Regions from separate parts of the Mus musculus genome. Here regions 2 and 3 are each linked to region 1. Evidence: chromatin loops called from intact Hi-C (ENCODE). Cell type or tissue: heart. All regions are shown on one strand.

What was found. Peaks named below come from ENCODE experiments on the same cell type or tissue, not always from the same donor. Only the 100,000 strongest peaks of a DNase experiment are listed, where the experiment ranks them.
Region 2: a loop joins it to region 1, with 3 times the contacts of the local background. A loop is called at or near these places in 3 of 42 quality-filtered maps.
Region 3: a loop joins it to region 1, with 2.7 times the contacts of the local background. A loop is called at or near these places in 2 of 42 quality-filtered maps.

The regions. Positions count from the first base shown.
Region 1 is chr17:22,222,385-22,230,384 of GRCm38, forward strand. Zfp994 (zinc finger protein 994) reads right to left here and starts at 3,230. Exons shown (of 5, transcript NM_001205095.1): 1 at 3,155-3,230; 2 at 1,627-1,710. In heart, a CTCF peak has its summit at 3,519; DNase peaks (open chromatin) are centred at 2,847 and 3,297; H3K4me3 peaks cover 1,322 bases; H3K27ac peaks cover 701 bases.
Region 2 is chr17:22,357,363-22,365,362 of GRCm38, forward strand. Zfp944 (zinc finger protein 944) reads right to left here and starts at 4,038. Exons shown (of 6, transcript NM_176962.4): 1 at 3,806-4,038; 2 at 2,078-2,162; 3 at 1,461-1,626. Zfp758 (zinc finger protein 758) reads left to right here and starts at 4,091. Exons shown (of 3, transcript NM_001347330.1): 1 at 4,091-4,345. The coding sequence starts at 4,220. In heart, no CTCF peak of the experiment used is centred here; a DNase peak (open chromatin) is centred at 4,199; H3K4me3 peaks cover 2,548 bases; H3K27ac peaks cover 724 bases.
Region 3 is chr17:21,958,583-21,966,582 of GRCm38, forward strand. It overlaps Zfp942 (zinc finger protein 942), which reads right to left and starts at 3,882. Exons shown (of 6, transcript NM_001199048.1): 1 at 3,674-3,882. Zfp943 (zinc finger prtoein 943) reads left to right here and starts at 3,977. Exons shown (of 4, transcript NM_001025373.2): 1 at 3,977-4,237. It also overlaps the pseudogene Gm7805 and the pseudogene Gm7809. In heart, no CTCF peak of the experiment used is centred here; a DNase peak (open chromatin) is centred at 4,079; H3K4me3 peaks cover 2,344 bases; H3K27ac peaks cover 879 bases.

The DNA.
Region 1 (8,000 bases):
ATGCCTCTAAGGCTATCACTATGCACCATTACAACGTCACTAACTTTATTAAAACAATAAAGACTACTAATTGCTAGGACCCAATGAAGTTTTTTAAGGATTTGCTGTCAGGAGGGTTGGAAACAATTATCATAGGTAAGAGGAAAAGCAAAATCAATCAACTTATAAACACAGTATATTAACAAAAGATCAAATGGTATATTTCAAAAAAACTCTATGATCAACATGAATGCATTTCACAAAAGTTTCCAAATGCATTAAACAATCATGACATGATTATAGGAAACAGATAGATGGTGATGCAGATAAGCTTCAATATCCACCATTTAGAAAGACAACAATGAACAGCACTGAAAACCAGTATTGAGTAGCACAGCTCTGGAAAACCATCCACACAACAGGAGAAGAACAATCTTCTCAAACCTCATGCAGAAGTCTCAAGTGTGGTCATGTCAGAACAAGTCAGAAAGGCCAGGTGGTGCAAGCCTTTTACCCCAGCACTGGAGAGGCTGCGGCAGTGGATGTCTCAGTTCAAGCATTGGTTTATTTTCTGAGTTTCAGAACTTCCAGGACTACCTAGATAAAGTGTTTCAAAAACAAAACAAAACAAAAAATAACAACAAATAAAAAATTCATCTACTGAAGACTGCAGAGTAGAAATGTCTTCTCCACACCTAACCCTCAAGAGACGTGAGGCCTCAGGGAGTGGGTAGGTCAAGTGGGGTGGGGATGACAGGTGGGGATGTCCTCTTGGAGACAGGGAGAGGGGGATGGCGACAGGAGTATGAAAAACAAAGAATAATAATCATAAAAGTAATTGAAAACATTTTTCTTTAAAAAATCTGGAATGTTGACATCAGTAGAAGACACAGGAACACATAAAAGACTTGTAATCTGAGGTACTGTTAGCATGTTCTCAGTCAAACGTGAAGAAATGTAAAATACCAAAATCACAGAGACATTTTTAAATATAGACAAATCATTCCAAAAATTTATAAAATGAGAAACCACAAAAAATTTTAAATATATGAGAGAAGTATCAAACCCAAGGGTGATTTCAAAGTATATTAAAATTATAGCAATGCAAATCTTGCAAAACCAACAAGAAGACAGACTACAGCAGGTATCAGTGGGAAGGTAATATAGACAGAGTTTAATACTATGCAAAGTTTCTAAACAAATCTTATCAAAATCTTGCTGGCATTATTTTAGGGAACTGAGAAATTAACCATAAAAGATAGAACAACTGAAAGGAACTACACAATGCTCCAAAACTCCATGAGCAGAAAAAAAAACTAACAGGCATCAAGTGTTCTGACTAAACAATACATTAAAATTGTAACAAAGAAAATATTTAATACTGGTAAAAAGATATGATTAGGGATGTGAATGGGAGGGGGACAATATCCCTCACATACAAACCAATTAAATTACATGTGCCTCTGTGAATTAATTCTTCCATAAAAGGTCTTCTAAAAATTACAGTGGGAATATTCTGATGTTATTCTCACTGCAATTATCTAGAAATATTTAGAATGAAATAGAATCTGGCAAAACAAATCTCATGTCCTCTTTGTACTGGGACTTGAGCCCCTCCCCATCCCTTCTTCATTCTCTCTAACATACCTGGATCCTTTGCTAGTTTCCTCTCTTCACCATCCAGGGTTCTCAGTTTCACAGGTGAGCTGAACTACCTGATGAGTGTGATACCTGCACAAGGGAAAGAGTCTTCAGAAAGCACCCAGAACTTTTCATGGAACAAAAATAAAGGATGCCTAAAAAAGGATAAACATGAAGGAGAGAGAAAATATCAGAAATAAAAATGTCTCTTTTCCTCTAAGCATGTAGGCTCAGACACATGAACAGTCATTCTCCCTTGAACTCTGAGGAAGAGCTAGGGAGACTTCAGGAAAACTATTGTCATTAACAGAAACCAGACTGCTGCACTGTCCAAAAGAGATCTCTGCCAAAAGCCCTGTCTGCAGGGTCTAGGAATTCCCATTTCTCCTACTAGAAGTCCACAGACACAGCACTGAATGATAACAAACCCTAAAGTAAAAAACAACAGCTTGGCCACCTATGTGAGGGCAAAGTGCTTTCCTTCAACCAAAGAGACAATTTTCTGATACAGGGAAGTGATCATAATTATTCAAAAGATGTTTTCTAAAACTTTATTTTAATCTATAGTCTGGTTTAAGAGACTGCAATATTGGGCTTGCCTGGACCCAAGGAGTAACATAAGAACTCAGCATATGAAGACATATTTCTGAATGTTTTACTTACATCCTAAACTGCATACAATTCTGATTAAAAAGTTCATGGCCACTAAAAAGTCTGCTTAGTAAATATTAGTGTTTACACCCATAACAGTAGGGCTCGATAAACTATATTTTTGGTTCAATAAATGGGCACTGTTTCCTCATATAATATTATATGCAAAGCTCTCTGTGGATGCCTATTAACCGGGCCAAAGGCATTCTCTTGAACAAGCAATTAGTAAAACAAGGCAAGAAAGCAAGAACAAATTTACTTTCCACTATCTTTGTAATTGTCATATTAGGAAATAGATAATGCAACCGCTCTATAACAAGTTTTTTTTTCTTCGTGTTTTTATTGGTTTTTTTTTTTTTTTTTTTTTTTTTTTTTTTTTTACATTTCAAATATTATCCCCTTTCCAAGTTTCTCCTCCACAAACCCACTATCCCCCTGCCTCTATGAGTGTGCTCCCCCACCTACCCACTCACTTCTACCTCAGCGCCCTAGCATTCCCCTACCCTGGGTCATTGAGCCTCTACAGGACCAAGGGGCTCCCCCTCCCAGTGATGACCAATAAGGCCATTTCCTGCTAAGTGTGCAGCTGGAGCCATGGGTCCCTGCATGTCTACTCTTTGGTTGGTGGTTTAGTCCCAGGGAGCTTAGGTTGGGGCGGGGAGGGTGTTCTGGTTTACCAGTGATTTTATGACTGAATATTCCAGTAATTGTAAAATACATTTTTAAAGAATCACGATAAATCCCAGGTCACAGGATCTGAAACTTCCGGTCAGTGGTAAGAAACCAATGACAGAACTGTGAGAGCGGCGTCCTTAAGAGCAGCTGAGGAAAACACCCCGCTGCTCCGCTCCCTCCCGTTTCCCAGCCCCGCAGCGCCTCTAACCTGGGACCTTTCGGGGCCGCCGGGCTGCTGTGCCAACAGTTGCACTGCCGACTGCCGCCTCCCCAGGCCCTCCGCCACGGAAATGCTTCTGAGGAGACTTTTCCGGGTCCAGAGACAGCTAGGACGCAGAAACCGAAAGGTAGAAAGTTGATTGGTGGAAGTTCCTGTCACTCCGGCCTGGATCTTAGGAGCTGTTCTCCTAGACCCGCCCAATAAACCATACTTAGGGTCACGTGGTTCCCCCAAACACTTTGTGAGCAAGCGCTTTCTCAACCTTAATTTTTAATACTTTTTTTCCTGTCTGGTCAATGTCCTGGTCTTGCCTTTATCCCTGCCCCGGGGATTCCATTCCCTCCCACTCAGTCATTGGCTTCCTGCCTCACAGCTCCACCTGTGGACCTGCTCTGCACAACCTCCCTGCTGCTTGCTGACAGACTAGGAAAAACTGGTTCTGTATGATGCTGCACTCTGACATCTGAGAGGTAGTTCTGAAACCCTCAGATAATAAATAGGCAGCCCAACTTCTTAGCTTGGGACGCTAGCCTCCTCGGCTACAATCGCACAGCAAAATATAACCTAGGCGTTAAATTCCTTTTCTTTTTTTTTTTAAAGTATAGAATAGAGTTTATTTAGGGCATGCGGATGGGAGTTAAGAGAGTAGTAGAGGCAGAGAAAGACAGAAGGAGAGAGTAGGTAAGTGGAGGCTGGCCATGCCCTCCTGGAAAGAGGGTGGAAAGGAATGGAGGGCAGGGAGAGGCACTAGGGAGGTAGAGGCAAGGGAGACAAGAGTTTAAGAGATAAATTCCAATTTCTTATGTTGCACCCCAACACACAATACTAAAAATGACTCACAAAGTTTGGCTTCCTTCCAAACCATGTATCAAAGCATACATGAAGTATAAGAGGGACCACTGAGATGAAAATGTGGATAAAGACAGATGGGACAGAGAATGATGGGAGGGTGCTCTGCAAGCTCTCTGGGGAGCTCCAGGGACAAAGGTCACTCTGTAGAAACAAAAGCTGTATAACAGGGTAGTGGAAAGCACTGATAAAGTTAAACTCCAAGATATTTGTCATGGCCACAATAGCAAAGAAAATAGATAATGCAAATAGTTTGCACAAATATTTTCCTATAAATTGTCTGACAATCATAACATGAATGAAAACACCAGCGTCAGCCCCAGTTCCTGTAAGCAAAAATACAGTGATAGTACAACAGAATTTTGATAGCCAGGAAAAATAAAATGCCTTCTGATCTGAGTTTATACTACTTAAAATTCCATGCAGATGGGATTCATGGATTCGGGATCAGAATGGTAAGGAAAATGGACATGGTAATACTTGAATTCTCACGGGAAAGGGCATTCATTTTATCACTCTGGTCTGTAGCTCAGAATCTGGTACTTGGGTAAGGAATGCATTGAATATATAGATTTCTGTTGGTAGGATGGCCAATTTTACTATGTGAAGCCTCCTCATCCACAAGCATGGGAGATCTTTCCACAGTCTAGTATATTCTTTAATTTCTGTCTTCAAAAACTTGAACCTTTTATCATAGAAGTCTTACAATTGTTTGCAATGTGTTGTGGAAAACATATAATCTCAACTGTTGTTTCTACCCAGGTTTTGATCATTCACTTCCAAGGTAAAAGACATACACAATCTTCATAATATGCCTTTATCAGTGCTAGAACTAGGAATGTATATATCATCTGTGCTATTACTGTGTCTATTTCCCAACTATTAATCCCACTATATTTTGCCATGTTTCATCAGGGCTGCTTTGAACTCCAATTGGCCAGTCAACATGGCCATTGTTCTAAGACTCTTAGCCCATGGTGGCTTCCTCTACTTCCACCTTCTTTCTCCCCAGGGTTCTTCTCTGACACACCTCCCCACCAAGTCTCTTTCTCTTCTGCCCATCTCTTAGCTGTAGGCATCTTTATTCACCAATCAGTGATCACTTTGGGGGCAAGGATGAAGTGTATCACTTGAGTACCTGCAGAATCTCTGATCCCTAGGAGGCAACCAGGCCTTGGGCCACTATTTAGCATTACAATATGAGCAAAACACAGAGCCTCAACAGCATAGAGTTAACATCAACATACTTTATATATTTTTGAGGCTACTGTGAAAGGTGTTGTTTTCCTGATTTTTTTCTTTATTCAGTTTGTCATTTGTATAATGGAAGGCTATTGATTTTTGTGCATTAATTTTGTATTTAACTACTTTGAGGAAGGTGTTTATGAGTTATAGGAGTTTCTTGGTGGAAATTCTTGGGTCACTTATGTATACTATCATATCAATTATAAATAGGGTATTTTTAATTCTTTCTTTGCCATCCAAATTGTGTCTTATTAATCTCCTTCAGCTGTCATACTGCTCTAGCTAAGACTTCAAGTACTATGTTAAATAGAGATTTTACTGGAATTGTTTGAGTTTCTTTTCATTTAATTTGATCTTGGTTCTAAGGTTGGTGTAATCTGCCTTTATTATGTTCAGTTAAGTCTCCTGAATCTTTTATATTTACAGGACATTTATGGAGAAGGGGTGTTCTATTTTGGCAAAGGCCATTTCTGCATGTTAAGAGATGAACATGCCTTTTTTTCTTCGGTTCTTTTTTCAGTATGGTGGACTATTTTTATTGATTCTTGTATTTTAAACTATCCCTTCATCTCTCAGACACAGTCAGCTTGACTGTGTTTAGTGATACTTTTTATTTATTCTTGTCAGTATATTATGAGTATTTTTGCATGTATATTTATAAGGTTCTGGAATTCTCTTTAGCACTTTTTGTGGATTGGTATCTGCATAACTGAAGCCTCATAAAATAAATTGTGGGATGTTCCTTCTGTTTATGTCTGGTGGAATAATTTGACGAATATTAATTTTAGAAATCATTTGAAAGATGCAGAATTCTGTGCAAACATCATTGGCCCTGAATTTTCATGGTTGGAAAACTTTATTTTATTTTATTTTTTATTAGGTATTTATTTCATTTACACTTCTAATGCTATCCCAAAGTCCCCTACACGCTCCCCCAACAACTCCCCCACCCACCCATTCCTATTTCTTGTCACTGGTGTTCCCCTGTACTGAGGCAGATAAAATTTGCACGACCAATGGGCCTCTCTTTCCACTGATGTCCTACTAGTCTATCTTCTGATACATGTGCAGCTAGAGACACGAGCTCTGGGGAGTACTTGGTAGTTCATATTGTTGTTCCACCTATAGTGTTACAGATCCCTTTAGCTCCTTGGTTACTTTCTCTAGCTCCTCCATTGGAGGCCCTGTGATCCATCCAATAGCTGACTATGAGTATCCACTTCTGTGTTTGCTAGTCCCCGGCATAGTCTCAAAAGAGACAGCTATATCTGGGTCCTTTCAGCAAAATCTTGCTAGTGTATGCAGTGGTGTCAGCATTTGGAAGCTGATTATTGGATAGATTCCCGGATTTGGCAGTCTCTAGATGGTCCACCCTATTATCTCAGCTCCAAACTGTGTCTCTGTAACTCCTTCCATGGTTGGAAGACTTTTAATGACTGCTTTTATTTCACTATAGGTTAAACAACTGTCATGGTAATAATCACTTGCTTCTTGTTAGTTCCTTGTTATACTGCTGTGCCAAAATACTTGCATGTAATTAAAATGGTATAAAAAGTGGAATGGAAATAATAATTTGCCTTCAGTCTCAGAATTAACTGGGGTCATGCTACAATGTAGTCTAACTGTCTTTTTTCCTTTCAATCCTCACTCCCGCACTGGAGAACCTGTTGACTGACTGAGCTGCTTGGTCAGAACAGTATAAAGTGAAAGTGACTATTGACTTAAGAAGAAAAGGCAAGTAATGAAAAGGAGATATTAGACCTTCTAGCTTTTCTCTGGCTAGTAAAGTAACTGGTCACCATACATTGTCCTGGACATCAACAGAACTGACCCCTGAGGCCATCTATATCTGTAAAGTAGGCCTGGTAGTGAAAGAGGCATCCAAACAGCCTGTCCCACATTTGCTGGTGACCCTCCCAGACATAGTCTTCCCTGAAAAATCCAACCTACTCTAAAGAAGTTGACCAGGCTACTCAACTCTTACCTAAAACCCACACAAAGGATGGATGGCAACGTACAACAGCTGAAGAAAGATTCTAGCAAAATCTTTGGATAGAACTTTGGCTCAAGCTCTCCATGCTAGCATACAATGAGAATCAATAAGTTGAAAGAATTAGTATGTACAAAGTTCTTCACTCTAGGACTAACTAGAATAAAGCCAAGGAATTTCAGGAAATTATTACTAGATGTAATTTTTATCAGATGACAAGTCCAACTCCCAAAACAACATACGCTAGAAGAGAAATGGGGAACTTTACTAGGCATCTACTGGGAAATAGACTTCTGAGGTAAATCCAGGGAAATTTGGTTACAAATATCTTTTAGTGTTTATAGATATCTTCTCAGGATGGACTGAGGCATTGCCAACCAGGAAGGAAACTGCTCAAACTGTAATTAAAAAAAAAAACTCATTGAGGATATAATTGATTTTGAACTCCTACAACCTTGGGTTCTGACAGTGGACCAGCCTTTATCACTCAGGTTAGTCAAAGTTTGACAACAACAACAACAACAACAACAAAATTGGTGGTAAATTGGAAGCTTCACTGCATATTCTACTGCCAAAGGTCAGATGAGGTAGAAAGGATGAGTTGGACCTTTAACTAAATTAATCTCAGAATCTGATAATGACTGGGTTTCTTTCCTTCCCTTCACTCTCCTCACAGTTAGCAACACTCCTAATGTAGATGGAATAACTCTTCATAAGGTAATATTTGGGAGCCCCTCTTCTATCCTCCCT
Region 2 (8,000 bases), 130 kb after region 1:
CCTTGCCAGCTATGAGTAGGCTCACTTATACACACTCTAGGCCTGGGACCATTTAGGCCCCTTGTCCATAGGGCCTGGAGAGGCTGGTTCACTAATGTTCCTAAAACAAAATTCAACTGAGATTCTCCTGGATACTATTCTGAGGGTGCTAGCCAGTTTGACAGAAAAATAACAGATGCTAGAGCCAAAGCGATGCTCCTAAAAAGGCTTATCTAGGAAAAAGTTAAGCACAAACAAACATATGTAAAGAAAAATCACAGACCAGCTGCCATTTTACAGATACGAGTACTGTTTCTTAAGTTATACTGAAATGGTAGGAAAGCTGAGTTCACACCAAGAGTATAAGAGTTTCAACATTTACAACTAATTGATGTCAGAGACCCAAGATGTAGATGCAGTGGGAGAAGAAAAATGACTATGTCAATAGATACATGAAAGCCTTGTGGTAAAATATGACATATATTCAGTACAACAGCTCCAAAGAATGTGAGGACAGAAGGAACATACCTCAGAATAATAAAGACAAAGTTAAAACAAAAAGTACAAAAAAAAGGAAACTGTAATTATTCTACTCTAATCAGGAATAACTTAACACACTACATCAACTAGTCCATAATTCAAGAAAAAAAAAGTCAACAAAAAGGAATATCGCAGACACTATTGCACATGCCAGCAAGATTTTGCTGAAAGGACCCTGATATAGCTGTCTCATGTGAGGCTATGCCTGGCAAATACAAAAGTGGTTGCTCACATTCATCTACAGGATGGAACACAGGGCCCCTAATGAAGGAGCTAGAGAAAGTATCCAAGGAACTGAAGGGGTCTGCAACCCTACAGGTGGAACAAATATATGAACTAACCAGTACCCCCAGAGCTCGTGTCTCTAGCTGCATATGTAGCAGAAGATGGTCTAGTCGGCCATCAATGGGAGGAGAGGCCCCTTGGTCTTGCTAACTTTACATGCCCCAGTACAGGGGAACACCAGGGCCAAGAAGTGTGAGTGGGTGGGTAGAGGAGCAGGGCGGGCCGGTGGGGGGGAGGGTATAGGGGACTTTTGGGATAGCATTTGAAATATAAATGAAGAAAATATCTAATAAAAAATTGAGGGAAAAAAAGGAAGATCAATGGGCCTTACAAGGGATTTCAATTTGCTACATGTTCTAATGTCTTGGTTCATACTCATAGCCAGGTTCTGCTTTTAGTCTGGATTAAAGACTCTTTATTTTCAATGGGCAACAGTCATTTCAGAGTCTCAAAACTAACCAAATACTGAGAATAGCCAACTGCTTCCTGTGCAGCCTATAACTGGAAATCTACCTTAAAATATACAATATTATTCACAGTGAAACTGTCTAGACTCCTTAATTAAAGAGACACTGACAAATGCAATTTCATGTCTTATACTCTTTCTACTATCACCTGACACCCACACCATACCTTGCTCAATCCCTCAAACATACCTGGATCCTTGGCTACAGTCTCCTCTGTCTTCATCACCCAGGGCTCTTAGTTCTCATTCACAGGTGAGCAGAACTGGCTGAGCAGTGGGAGACCTGCATGTGGGAAAGAGATTCTTCAGAAAGCACCGGGAACGTTTCATGGAACAAAACTGATAGATGCTCACACCTGCCAAAAGGATAGACATAAAGGAAAGAGAAAATATGACAAAATTCTCTTTATTTTAAGGATTTCCTTTAAACTATGAGATGTGGGGCCCATTTCCATACACAGTTCACACTCAGAGTTGTTTTTCCCTTAACTCTGAAGAGGAGCAAGGGAGACTGCAAGAAAATTATTCTGACCTACATACAACATTCATACTGTTGCACTCCTCCTAAGTGAGGTCTCTGAACAAAATCCTGAGTGCAGGGTCTAGGCATTTCTACTTCTGCAAGAAGTCCACAGTCAACCAATCATGAAATGAAAACAAATCAGTTAAGCCACATGTGCATGGACACAGTGCTTTTTTTCTAATGTAAATGAGCAATCATAATTATTCAAAAAGGGCTAATTTTGTGTTAATTAATATTGAGTTTTCTAGCTAAAAAAATAGATTAGCAAGATCTAATTCACTTACCGCATGCATACCAGGCTGGCCAAGACCTTATTAGGTCTCAAAGAAACTCCGGATAAACTGCTAACTCAGGTGCCCATTAACATAACTAATAGGAAGGAAAGAGAAAATATAACATATTTGTGAAATCAGCTAAATCTACCTAGATTAGAATATATTAAAAGCAAATTTATTGGGAAGCTGGTCTTGGTTTAGTTCACTGGTCCCAGTGATTAATGCTGGGAGAGTTGCCATAGGAGGCGAGGGGGGGAAGGGCATGCGAAAAATAACAGGCTTCTAGAAATAAGAAAAGGAGAAGGAGGAATAGAAGAAAGAGGAGAAAGAGAAGGAGGAGGAGGAGTGTTGTGGGAAATATTAAAAAACAAACTGGCATGTTTCGGCACTTGTGTCTCTGCCCAGGTGGCCTGGCCTGCCATGCACTGGCGTGCAATGGTCAACCTGTTTTTAGCTCTTGGAGACTCTGATTCCAAGCTCCACAATCTTGCAACCCAGCTCTCTAGGTTCCCACTGGCAGGTTGTTACCACAGCAACCCTGTGCTTTAAGTCCCCCACATCGTTTGTGGTACACATCTGGCAAACCCTCGCTTTGCTGCTGTACCTTTCTTTCTTGAACCCATGCAAGCCACTATGTGAAGGATAATGCAACACAAACTTAATTCAGAAACAATAGTAACTCAATCTCTGGGCACAACCCTGAAAACCTAATCTTGTAAGCCTTGTACTCTTATTCTTCTAGTGGTTGATCCTTGTGGATCTGCCATGATACTGGGACACTCAAGCAGCTACATCTTACCCATATGCTGTCTTGGTTCCAAAAGGACCCGACTCTCTCTTGTTTACTCTCTTCCTATGTCCAACCTGAAAGTCCCATGTACTCACCCAGTGATTGGCTCCTATATTCATTAGGGGACTGGTTCACAAGAACAGGCCCATCCACAGTAGAGGAGGAAGAGGAAGAAGAAGAGGAGGAAGAGAGATAGAGACCAAAACGTTTGGATTATATAGGGAGGCACCTCTAGTGGAAGGGCAACCAGGACCCTGGGCTGAAAAGTTAGGATTGAGGGCAGGGCCTCTCAGGTTGGTAGAACCCTGAGGTCAGGTCTGCTTTGATATTTAAAATATGCACCTCAGTCCATTGTCCTGGCATCCAAAACCAAACAGTATCAAAGGAGACAACTTTGGCTAGGTGCTTTCTTGGCTCCCGCTTCTTCTCTTGCCCCCTATTCTCTCTTCCCTTCTCTTCCTTTGTCCAACTCCACCTCTCTCTTTCCAATCACATCCTGGTTAAGTCTGGACCCTTACTTTCTGAGTCAGTCAAGTCTGCCCTGGTTCCTCTTTTTACTTCTACCTACAAAGCCCTCTGAGGATGCCTATTTCCCAGGCCATAAGCCACTCTCTCCTGAGTAGGCAAATGATGGGTCAAGGGAGTTAAGAAATCTAAGTTCGAGAAGCTTTGTAACTGCTGTTACAAAGAGAACCCCGTGTGCAAACTACAGTACTGCAAATGTTCTACGACACTATTTTCGGAAATCATTCTGGTAACCATAAGATAAATGAAAACAAACAAACAAACAAACAAAGCACGATACACCCAGTTCATAGGATCTCAAACCTCCTGACAATGATAAAAATCCACAGCATAATTGTGAGCGCGGCGTCCTTAAGAGCAACTGCAGAAAACAAGCCCCTGCTCCGCTCCAGCCCATTTCCCAGCCCCGCAGCTCCTCTGACCTGGAAGGTTCCAGGGCCGCCGGGCTGCGGTGCCCCCGGCTGCGCGGCTGATGGCTGACTCTCCCAGGTCAGCACAGGAAACCGCATCTGAGGAGAGTTACGGCCTTCGAAAAGAACCAGGCCAGGGTAAGTCGCCCGCAGTGGGAGTAGAGACAACTTGGCTCCAACAGGTACCTAAGGGGACGCGGTTCCCAGTCTCTGGCCACGATCTTTGGAGCGGCTCCCCTAGCCCCGCCCAGGACACCACGGTTCCGGTCACGTGACAGCGCTAACGCCTTCAGGCCCGCCGCTTTCACTTCCTTAATTACGTTGGTAGAGTCCGTCCAGCTGCGTTCTCTTCTAGGTCGCCAGCTCCAAATGTCCAGGCCAGAATGACGTGAAAAGCCACCACTCCCCTTGCTACCTGTGTAATCCATGTGTACTCGAACTGAGCGCTGGTTTTTCGGCCCCAGTTTCCTTCGGAAACCGGAAAGCTCCTCAGACTCTGTTTTGTGGCTGCGGACCTGGGAGAGTCAGCAGCGCAGCCCTGGAAGGTCCCAGGTCAGAGGCGCTGCGGGGCTGGGAAACGGGAGGGAGCGGAGCGGGGAGGTGGGGGGGGGGGGGGGGCTTCCGCAGCTGTTTTTATGGACGCCGCTCTCACAGTTCTGATGTGGATCTCTTACAGTTGTCAGGAAGTTGAGATCTTATGAACAGTTGGTCTATCATGGTTTTTTTTCATTTATCCTCCAGTTAACAGAATATTCAGTCGTAAAATAACTCATTAAAAATGATAGACCAGTTGTATTATCTGCTGTTTGCTATTGTGTCAATCACAAAGCTTACGGAATGTAAATTTATTCATATTTTCTAACTCCTGTGTTTTACTAATTGCTTATTCAAGAGGATACGTTTTACCCTGCTATGTAGAACTTTGTGTATATAGTAATCATATGAAGAACCAGTGCACACTTTTTTGAACGAGAAAATATACTTTGTGTTATGCTACGGCTATGATTGTAAACATTACTATTTACTAAGCATACTTTTTATTGCCCATGAATTATTCGTCTGAGTTGTATGCAGTTTAGGATGTAAGTAAAGCATTCAGAAATGCGTCTTCATATGCTGATTTATTTTTTAAATTGCCTAATTTTTACTAGATATTTTCTTTATGTATATTTCACATGTTATCCCTTTTCCTGGTTTCTCCTCCGAATACACCGCCTCACCCCCTGCTCCCCAACCCACCCACTCCCACTTCCTGGCCCTGGCATTCCCCTACACAGGGGCATAGAACCTTCATAGGACCAAGGGCCTCATCTCCCATTGATGACCAACTAGGCCATCCTCTGCTACATATGCAGCTGGAACCTTGAGTCTCACCATGTGTATGTTCTCTTTGGTTGGTGGTTTAGTCTCTGGGAGCTCTCGGGATACTGGTTAGTTCATATTGTTTCTCCTATGGGGCTGCAAGCTCTTTCAGCTCCTTGGGTCCTTTCGGTAGCTCCTCCATTGGGGACCCTGTGCTCAGTCCAGGGGTTGACTTCGAGGATCTACCTGTATATTTGTCAGGCACTGGCACAGCCTCTCAGGAGACAGCTCTAACAGGCTTCTGTCAGCAAGCACTTGATGGCATCCACAATAGTGTCTACGTTTGATGACTGTATATGGGATGGATCCCCAGGTGGGACAGTCTCTGGATGGTCATACCTTCAGTCTCTGCTCCACACTTTATCTCTGTAACTCCTTCTATGAGTATTTTGTTCCCCTTTCAAAGAAGGACTAAAGTATCCACACTTAGGTCTTCCTTATTCTTGAATTTCATGTGGTTTGTGAACTGTATCTTGGGTATTCTGAGCTTCTAGACTAATATCCACCTATCAGTGAGTGCATACCATGTGTATTCTTTTGTGACTGGGTTACCTTATTCAGGAAGATATTTTCTAGTTCTATCCATTTGCCTACAAATTTCATGGTCATTGTTCTTAATAGCTGCGTAGTACTCCATTGTGTAAACGTACCACATTTTCTGTATCCATTCCTCTGTTGAGAGACATCTGGGTTCTTTCCAGCTTCTGGCTATTATAAGTAAGGCTCCTATGCTGATTTCTTATGGTACATCTTAGGTCCAAGCAAGTTCAGTATTGCTATGTGAGTGTATTAGACAACACTATGTAAAGTTTTAGAAGCATCTTTTGTACAATTGTGATCACTCTCCTGTATCAGAAAAAAAGTCTCTGTGCTTGAAGAAAAGCACTCTGCACCTACATATGTGGCCAAGCTGCTGGGGTTTTTTTGTTTTGTTTTGTTTTTCTTTTTATTGTAGGGTTTGTTAACATTCAGTGCTGTGACTAGACTTCTTGTAGGAGGAGTAGGAATGCCTAGACCCTGCTGACAGGGCTTTTTGTAAAAATCTACCTTTGGACAAGTGTAGCAGTCTGATTTCTGTGGGTGACAATAGTTTTCTTGCAGTCTCCCCATCTCCTCCCAGGATTCCTGGGAGAATGACTCTGCTTGTGTCTGAGCTGGGTGTGAATGAGACTCACAGAGTTAAATGAAATTGTTGGATGAAAAGGGACATTTTTTTTTTTTTTTTTTTTGGTTTTTCAAGACAGGGTTTCTCTGTATAGCCCTGGCTGTCCTGGAACTCACTTTGTAGACCAGGCTGGCCTCGAACTCAGAAATCCACCTGCCTCTGCCTCCCGAGTGCTGGGATTAAAGGTGTGCGCCATCATGCCCGGCAGAAAAGGGACATTTTTATTTATGATATTTTCTCTGCCTCAGCCTTGAGGCAGGCTGATCCAGAATTTGACCTTGCTGCCACTAAGAAGGAGATTACCTAGGGTGGATCCTTCTGAACTAGATGGCTCTATTGTTCTGTCACCTGCCACTGCTCTCCTCCAAGACACTGACTGCTACCTGCTGAGAGGCCCCTGAGATATTCTGGGAGGAACATCCTATCCTGCACTTCGCCTGCAGGCTGGCTCCAGGCACCAAGAGTGGACAGGGGTGGGGATGGGCCTTTCCTCTTATAAGCATGGTCTCTTAGTAAACTTGCGGGCCTTGAACAGAATCGTGTCTTGGTCTCCATTAATCTCTCTTGCCATCTAAGTCTTTTTCAGCCCCAGCCTGCCTCCCAGATGTGCCTGGTTCTTGTAGGCCTAGGGCCGGCATACAACCTTTCTCCTTCACATTTATCCTTTTGGAGGCATCATTTATATTTGTTCCATGAAAAGTTCTGGGTATTTTCTGAAGACTCTTTCCCATATGCAGGTGCCCACTGCTCAGTCAGTGCTACTTACCTGTGAATCTGAGAGCCCTGGATGGTGAAGAGAGGAAAGTGTTGCAAAGGATCGTATTTGTTAGAGGGATTGAGGAAGGGATGGGGAAGGCCTCAAGTCCCAGTAGAAAGAGGACATGAGATTGGTTTGGCCAGATTCCATTTCATTCCAAATATTTCTAGATAATTGCACTGGGAGTCATATCAGAATATTCCCATTGTAGGTAGTAGAAGACTCTCTATGTGAGAATTCATACACAGAGGTAAATGTAATTTAATTTGGTTTTGTATGTGAAGGATGCTGTCCCCTCCCATTTACATCACTGATCATATCTTAATATTTTTATTATTATATTTTTAGCATTCTGTTTAGTCCGAACAGTTATTGCCTCTTAGTTTTTTCTGATATTAGAGTTTTAGAGTATTTTGTAGTTTTTTTTTTTCTCTTATCTTTTATGGTTAATCTCTCCCCTTCCTAAAATTATATTTCCTAAAATAATGCCAGCAGGATTTTGATAAGATTTGCTTAATATCTGTAAAAACTATAAAGTTATATCTATATTGCCTTCCATTTATAACCCTGTGTTCTGTCTTTATGTTAATGAAAGGACCTAGTGGGGAGACCCCCCAGTCACAAATCCTGAGATGGCACGCACCCAAAGAATCACGAGAGACTGTCTTGATGCAAACACACAAGGTGTTTAATGATGGAGCTCCGGGCGACACTATCTCCCTCAGGAGACAGAGGTGTCAACCATGAGGCTCAGAAGCTAGGGGTTTATATAGGAAAAGAGTGGTGGTAGGGGAAGAATTGGCGTGGTTACACACAATTAGACAGTTTAAACATCAGCAAACTATATGTGCAGATTGAGGGAACAGCAGAGCATCTGGTTAACATTTAACCCATGTCAGTCACAGGAGAAAAAGGGATAATTT
Region 3 (8,000 bases), 260 kb before region 1:
AGGCAGATTACAGCAAGCCAAGATCAAATTAAATGAAGAGAAACTCAAAGCAATTCCACTGAAATCAGCAACAAATCAGACTGTTCAATCTCTCCATATCTATTTCATAATAGTACTTGAATTCTTAGCAAGATCAAGAAAACAGCTCAAGGAGATCAAGATGGTAAACATTAGATTACAAAGAAGAAGTCAAACTCTTATTTGCAAAGGATATGATTTATACACACACACACACACACACACACACACACACATATACATATACATATATACACATACACATCCTGAAAAATTCCACCAGGAACCTTAAACAACTGAAAAAAAATTTCCCCCAAAATAGTTCAATACAAAATAAATGCACAAACACCAATAGCCTTCCTATATACAAACGGCAAATGGATTTAAAAAAAAATTAGGAAAACAATACCTTTCACAATATCCTCAAATAATATAAAATATGTTGATGGCATGCAAGTGAAAGACTTGTATATAAAAACTTCAAGTCTATGAAGAAATGAAAGAAGATTTTAGAAGATGAAAAGATCTCCCATGCTCACAGATCAAGAGGATTAAGATATTAAAAAAGGACATCCTAACAAAGGCAATCAATCTACAGATTCAAGGCATGTAACATCCAAATTCCAACATATGTCTTCACAGGTTTTTAAATAGATAACTTCAATATTATGTTAATGAGAGAAAAAAGGGAAAATTGCTAAAACAATCATTAACAATAAAAAAAATTTCTGGAGTTCTCACCTTTGCCATTTTCAAGTTTTCTTTAAAACTACAGTATAAAAACCTCAAAATATTGGGAGAAAACCAGCCACATTGATCAATGAAAATGAACTAAAGACCTAGACATAAATATACATGGCCACCTGGTTTTTGATAAAGATGCCAGAAATACAAAATGAAAAAAAAGATTTCCCATTTTCAACTAATAGTGCTGGTCAACCTGGATGTCTGTATCTAGCAGAATTCAAACGGATCCATACTTATAACCCAGCACAAAACTCAAGTGCAAGTGGATCAAGACCTCAACATAAAACCAAAGACATTGAATCTGACAAGAGAATAAAAGTGAACATACTGTCACAGAAGAAGACGTTCTTTAAAACAAAAGAAAAAAATAACATAGGTGCTAAGAAAAACAACTAATATATGGGACTTCAGGAAACTGAAAAGTTTCTATAAGGCAAAAGACACCATCATTTGGAGAAAGCAGCAGCCTACAGAGTGTAAGAAGATTTTTACCAATTCTTTTTATTTTATTTTATTCTGATGCAAGTACATGGGATTCTTTATTCAAGCTTGTGAGCTTGGGCCACAAACTTTCCTGATGCAACAGGATATGAAAAGTAACTACGAGGTCTAGGGTTTCTATATCCAATAGAGAATTAATATCCAAAATTACAAAAAGAACCTAAGAATCTAGCTGTGAAAAAAAAAAAAAACAACAACCAAATATACAATTTATAAATGGGTTGCAAATCTAAACATGGAATTCTAAATGGAGGGAACTCAAATGGCCAAAATATACTTTAAAATATTCAACACTTTTAGCCTTCAGGGAGATGCAAATCAAAACTATTTTGAGATTCCATCTTATAATCGTCAGAATAGCTAAAATCAACGTCACAAGTGAAAGCTTATGCTGATATAAATGTGGAGCAATAGAAACATCCCTCCATTGTTAGAGGGAGTGCAAAATTGTACAGCCACTAAGGAAATCAGTGTGGCAGTTTTTCAAACTGATGGGAATCAGACTACTTCAAGATCTACTCAGTCCAGGGCATATACCCAAAGGACACTTCAATCTACCCAAGGACCCTTGCTAAACCAGGCTCATTGCAGCTTTATTCACAATATTTAGAAACTAGAATCAATCTAGATGACCTTCAACAGAAGAATAAATAAAGAACATGTAGTACATTTGCACAGTAGATTATTACTCAGCTGTGAGCAGATCTAGCTGAGCAGTGGGAGGCCTGTATATAGGAAAGAAATTCTTCAGAATGCACCTGAAACTTTTCATAAAACAAAAATGAAAAATGGTTACACTTGTCCAAAGGAGACATGGAGGAAGAAAGAGAAAATATCATGCCAAAGTCTCGTTTTCTGTGAGGATTTCATTTTACTCTATGAGATGTGAGACTCATTCATACACAGTTCACACAAATGCAGAGTTGTTTTCCCAGGACCTCTTAGTAGGGGCAAGGAAGACTACAAGAAAACTATTCTGACCCACAGAATCAAGGCTGCTGCACTTCTCTAACAGGTCTGTGAAAAAAAGCCCTGACTCTAGGGTCTAGGTGTTCTCACAACTACAAGAAGTCCAAAGTCTGAGAAACTACTAACAACAAACTATGAAACAAAAATAAAAACAAAATAAAACAAAACAAAAAAAAATAGTTTGGTCACATGTGCGTGGACACAGTGCTTTTCTTGAACTAAGGAGACATTTTTCTGATGTAAGTGAGCAATCACAGTTATTCAAAAGATGCTTTCCTATTTTTAAAAACTCTATACTGACTTTTCTATCTATAAAAACATCTTCCTCTCACAGCATGCATACTGGGCTGGACTATATCACAAGAGGAATGGCTAACTTAAGTGCCTATTAACACATCAAAGTCGACATTTTTGGCTAGAAGCTTTCCTGGCTCCTGGTTTTTCTCTTGGTCCCTCCCTGACCCCCATACCTAGTTCAGTCTGGACTCTTCAAGTGGCCTCTGGTTGTTTTCTGGTTCATACTGTAAAACCCAAAAATACCGTGTAAGCACCACCTTCGCAAGAACCAGGTACCTTCTTGGAATGCTGGGAGTTTTAGTTCTTGAGAAAATTGCAAAACCTCATGCATGGGAAAGTATGGTGGCCTATAGGTTTGTCTTTATAAAGCTCTGGAGCATGTGACCAAAGTCCATCTCTTGGTTAGTATTTAACAACCCTTACTCAAATGGTGGAATTGTTTGTTTGTTTGTTTTCTCCAGCTAATCTGAGCATTATCATGACCTACAATTAACCTTCTCCTCAGCCACACCTTTGGACAGTCATCATCTCATTTTCATTCAGCCGTAAGGTGTGATGTTAATAACTAAGCATATGAAGACACATGTCTGAATGCTGTATTTACATCAAAGAGAGCATGCATCTAAGATGGAACTCTAACGGGGAGCAAAACTTTGGTCAGTAAAACTTAATGTTTACAGTCATAATTTTGGTGCTTCGTAATGTATATTTTCTGATTCACTCAAATGTGTACTGGTTCCTCATAAGACTAATATCTACAAAGCTCTCTGGGAATGCCTATTTCCCAGGCCAGAGGCCACTCTCTCCTGAGTAGGCAAATGATGGGTCAAGGGAGTTAAGAAATCTAAGTTCGAGAAGCTTTGTAACTGCTGTAACAAAGAGAACCCCGTGTGCAAACTACAGTACTGCAAATGTTCTACGACACTATTTTCGGAAACCATTCTGGTAACCATAAGATAAATGAAACAAACAAACAAACAAACAAACAAACCACGATACACCCAGTTCATAGGATCTCAAACCTCCTGACAATGATAAAAATCCACAGCAGAATTGTGAGCGCGGCGTCCTTAAGAGCAACTGCAGAAAACAAGCCCCTGCTCCGCTCCAGCCCATTTCCCAGCCCCGCAGCTCCTCTGACCTGCAAGGTTCCAGGGCCGCCGGGCTGCGGTGCCCGCGGCTGCGCGGCTGATGGCTGACTCTCCCAGGTCAGCACAGGAAACCGCATCTGAGGAGAGTTTACGGCCTTCGAAAAGAACCAGGCCAGGGTAAGTCGCCCGCAGTGGGAGTAGAGACAACTTGGCTCCAACAGGTACCTAAGGGGACGCGGTTCCCAGTCTCTGGCCACGATCTTTGGAGCGGCTCCCCTAGCCCCGCCCAGGACACCACGGTTCCGGTCACGTGACAGCGCTAACGCCTTCAGGCCCGCCGCTTTCACTTCCTTAATTACGTTGGTAGAGTCCGTCCAGCTGCGTTCTCTTCTAGGTCGCCAGCTCCAAATGTCCAGGCCAGAATGACGTGAAAAGCCACCATTCCCCTTGCTACCTGTGTAATCCATGTGTACTCGAACTGAGCGCTGGTTTTTCGGCCCCAGTTTCCTCCGGAAACCGGAAAGCTCCTCAGACGCAGTTTCCTGGCTGCGGACCTGGGAGAGTCAGCAGCGCAGCGGCGGGCACCGCAGCCCGGTGGCCCCGGAAGGTCCCAGGTCAGAGGCGCTGCGGGGCTGGGAAACGGGAGGGAGCGGAGCAGCGGGGTGTTTTACGCAGCTGCTTTTATGGATGCCGCTCTCACAGTTCTGTTATCTTACCGTTGTCGGGAAATTGAGATCCTGTGAACTGGGGGTCTATCATGATTTTTTTTTTCATTTATCCTCCAGTTATCAGAATATTCAGTTGTAAAATAACTCATTAAAAATGATAGAGCAGTTGCATTATCTGCTGTTTGCTATTGTGTCAATCACAAAGCATACGGGACGTAAATGTATTCATGTTTCTAACACCCGTGTTTTACTAATTGCTTATTCAAGAGAATACCTTTTACTTCGCTAAATAGAACTTTGTATTTATACTAACCATATGAAGAACCAGTACAGATTCTTTTTTTTTTTGAACGAGAAAATATACTTTATGTTATGCTATGGTTGTGATTGTAAACATTAATATTTACTAAGTAGACTTTAGTGTTGTATGCAGTTTCGGATGTAAATAAAGCATTCAGAAGTGCGTCTTCATATGCTGAGTTCTTATGGTACACCTTAGGGCCAGGCAAGCTCACTATTGCTATGTGAGTGTATCAGACCACTCTATTGTTATGATTAGAAAACCCAGTATAGATTAAAGTTTTAGAAAGCATCTTTTGTACAACTACGATCACTCTCCTGTATCAGAAAAAAGATCTCTGTGGTTGAAGAAAAGCGCTCTGCACCTACATATGTGGCCAAGCTTTTTTTTTTTTTTTTTTTTTTTTTTTTTTTTTTATTGTAGGGTTTGTTATCATCAAGTCCTGTGGTTGTGGACATCCTGTAGGAGTGGGAATGCTTAGACTCTGCTGACAGGGATTTTTGCAGAGATCTCCCTTTGGACAAGTGTAGCAGTCTGGTTTCTATGGGAGACAATAGTTTTCTTGCAGTCTCTCCAGCTTTCTTTTCAGGATTCCTGGGAGAATGACTCTCTTTGTGTCTGAGCTATGTGTGAATGAGACTCACATCTCACATAGTTAAATGAAATCTTTAGATTAAAAGGGACATTTTTATTTCTGATATTTACTCTTTCCTTCACAGTTTCCTTTTTGGAGGCATCATTCATGAATGTATTTATGTATTTATTTATTTACTTTCAACACAGCAAAAGCTTTATTTGTACAATCTTTACTGGACAATTTGGGGCTGTGTTACTGAGTAAACACCTGTCGTCTCAGGCCTGTTACTAAAATGGTAATAGATACAAATCAGACTTACTGGTGACAGTCCTTTTGGTCCTGTCTTATTTATAACAGTTTCTATAGCACTGCAGCCTTCAGTGGTACTGTACCACTCTGGAAAAGATACCTTCAGGCTCCTTTCCATCCCCCAAAGCTGCAGCAAATCCTTCCTGCTGCCTCCTCTTAGCCAAAGCAGCCAAAGATTTAAGCGTCTATGGTTCGTAGATGGCCAGGTCCACAGGTACTTTCCGGTTGAGCTCCACCTGGCACTTCATTAAGTTGACAGTGAATTCGGGGTACTGTAAGCCATGCTCCTGGGAGGCAGCTGTAATTGGATTAATCCAGAGGGTCCTCAAAGTTCTGCTTCTTAAGTCTGTGGGACTTCGTACACGAAGGCTCTGGTCACCGCCCTGACTGCCAGCAGGTAGCAGTGATTCTTCCTTCCCCTAAAATCTTAAAATGTAGAGCATGTTTCAGCACCTCCTATACCTGCCAATAGCGACCAGTGAGGCGGTTCCGCAGCCACAGCCACGTCATAAGGAATACCATGATGGGCTCCCGAATCCTGAGGACGCATCATTTATTTTTGTACCATGAAAAGTTCTGAATGCTTTCTTATGAATCTTTCCCATATGCAGGGGCCCCCTGCCCAGTCAGTGCTACTTACCTGTGAATCTGAGAGCCCTGGATGGTGAAGAGAGGAAAGAGTAGCAAAGGATCCTGTATGTTAGAGGGAATGAGGAACGATTGGGAGGGGCTTCAAGTCCCAGTAGAAAGGGGACATGAGATTGGTTTGGCCAGATTCTATTTCCTTCCAAATAGTTCTGGATATTTGCACCATGAATAACATCAGAATATTCCCATTGTAAGTAGTAGAAGACTATGTAAGAATTAATATACAGAGGCAAATATAATTTAATTTGGTTTTGTATGTGAAGAATGCTGTTTCTTTTCCATTCATATCTTCTTATTATAATTATGTTTGTCAGAACAATGGATGCCTCTTAGTTTTTCTTGATATTAGAGTTTTGGAGCATTTTGTATTTCCTTTAGGTTCTCTTGTCTTTTATGGTTAATTTCTCCATTTCCTAAAACAATGCCAGCTCAATTTTGATAACATTTGATTAATATTTCTGCATAATATTAAACCTATCTATATTACCTTTCCATTGATATCTGCTGTTGTCTGTCTTCTTGTCAACTGTCAATATTTTGCTATAATTTTAATATATTTTGAAATCACCCATGATTTTGATTCTTCTCTAATTTTTTAAAGTCTTAATGGTTTCACATTTCATGAATGTGCTTGGAATAATAGAAATAATTCTCTATTTATATTTCAAAATGTCTGTAGGATTTTGGTATTTCAAATCTTAAAATCATCCTTTTATATTTCTTCACATGATTAAATAAGAACATTCTAGCTGTGACTCAGTATTTGGGTCTTTTTTGGGTCTTTTATGTATACTCTGTCTTCTTTTGATGTCAACATTCAAGATTCTTAATGATAAAATTTTCTAAACTCAGGTCTTTACTAGATTTGAAGACTTTTTTGTTTTTGTTACTGCTATTTATTTATTTATTTATTTATGACGCTTTGTCTATGTAGTCCTGGCAGTTCTGTGACTCTGTAGATAAGGCTTCCATTGTACTTAGAGATCTCCCTTCCCCAGCCTCTCAAGAGCTGGGATAAAAGATTTGAACCACCTGGCCTTCCTGACTTGTTCTGACGTGGACACAGGGGACAATGCTGCATGAAATTTAAGAAGATTGTGTGTCTTCTGCTGTTGTCTGGGTGGTTTTCTAGAGGCCTGCTACTCATTACTGGTTTTTTTATTTTGTGTGCTGTAAAATGTAAGAGAAGGATCAAAATCAGTGGTAGACATTGAGGCTTACCTGTATCACTGTATATTTGTTTCATACAGTTCTGTCATTGCTTGTTTTATATATTTGGAAACTTTTGTGAAATGCATTCCTGTTGATCATATAGTTTTCTGGAAATGTACCATTTGATCATTTGTTAATATTCTTTCTTTTGTAAGTTGATAGATTCTGCTTTTTCTCTTACCTGCCATAATTGTTTTCAATCTTCCTTATAAATTTCCTTGAGTCTTAGCAATTTTTAACTTTTTTAAATTTCTGCAAAAATTTATTTGACCAAAATGTAGAAAAAGTGATACTATTACGTATGATACAATAGCAAGAACGTAAAGAACAGAGTAGATTTTATCAATTGCACAGTTTACTCAAAGTTCATCTCCCTGGTAGTGTTATACTTAATAAATAGGAGTGAGGGGCAGGGGTTCAGATAAGCTAGAAGCAGGGTGACTTTCAGTCAGGACTGTAAACTTGAGTTGGCCCTGCACTGCTGGGGAATGTGGAATGTTTCAATGTGAGGTGTTAACTGAGAAAGGAAAACTACAAAGCCAAAAAAAAAAAAAAAAATGTGCAGCCTACAGAGCACTCCACATCCAGTTCAATCAGGAGGTCTTGGTCTTTTATGAGTGTCATTCCTGAAGGAATTCAAGTCTTGGCAAAGTCAAGCTTCC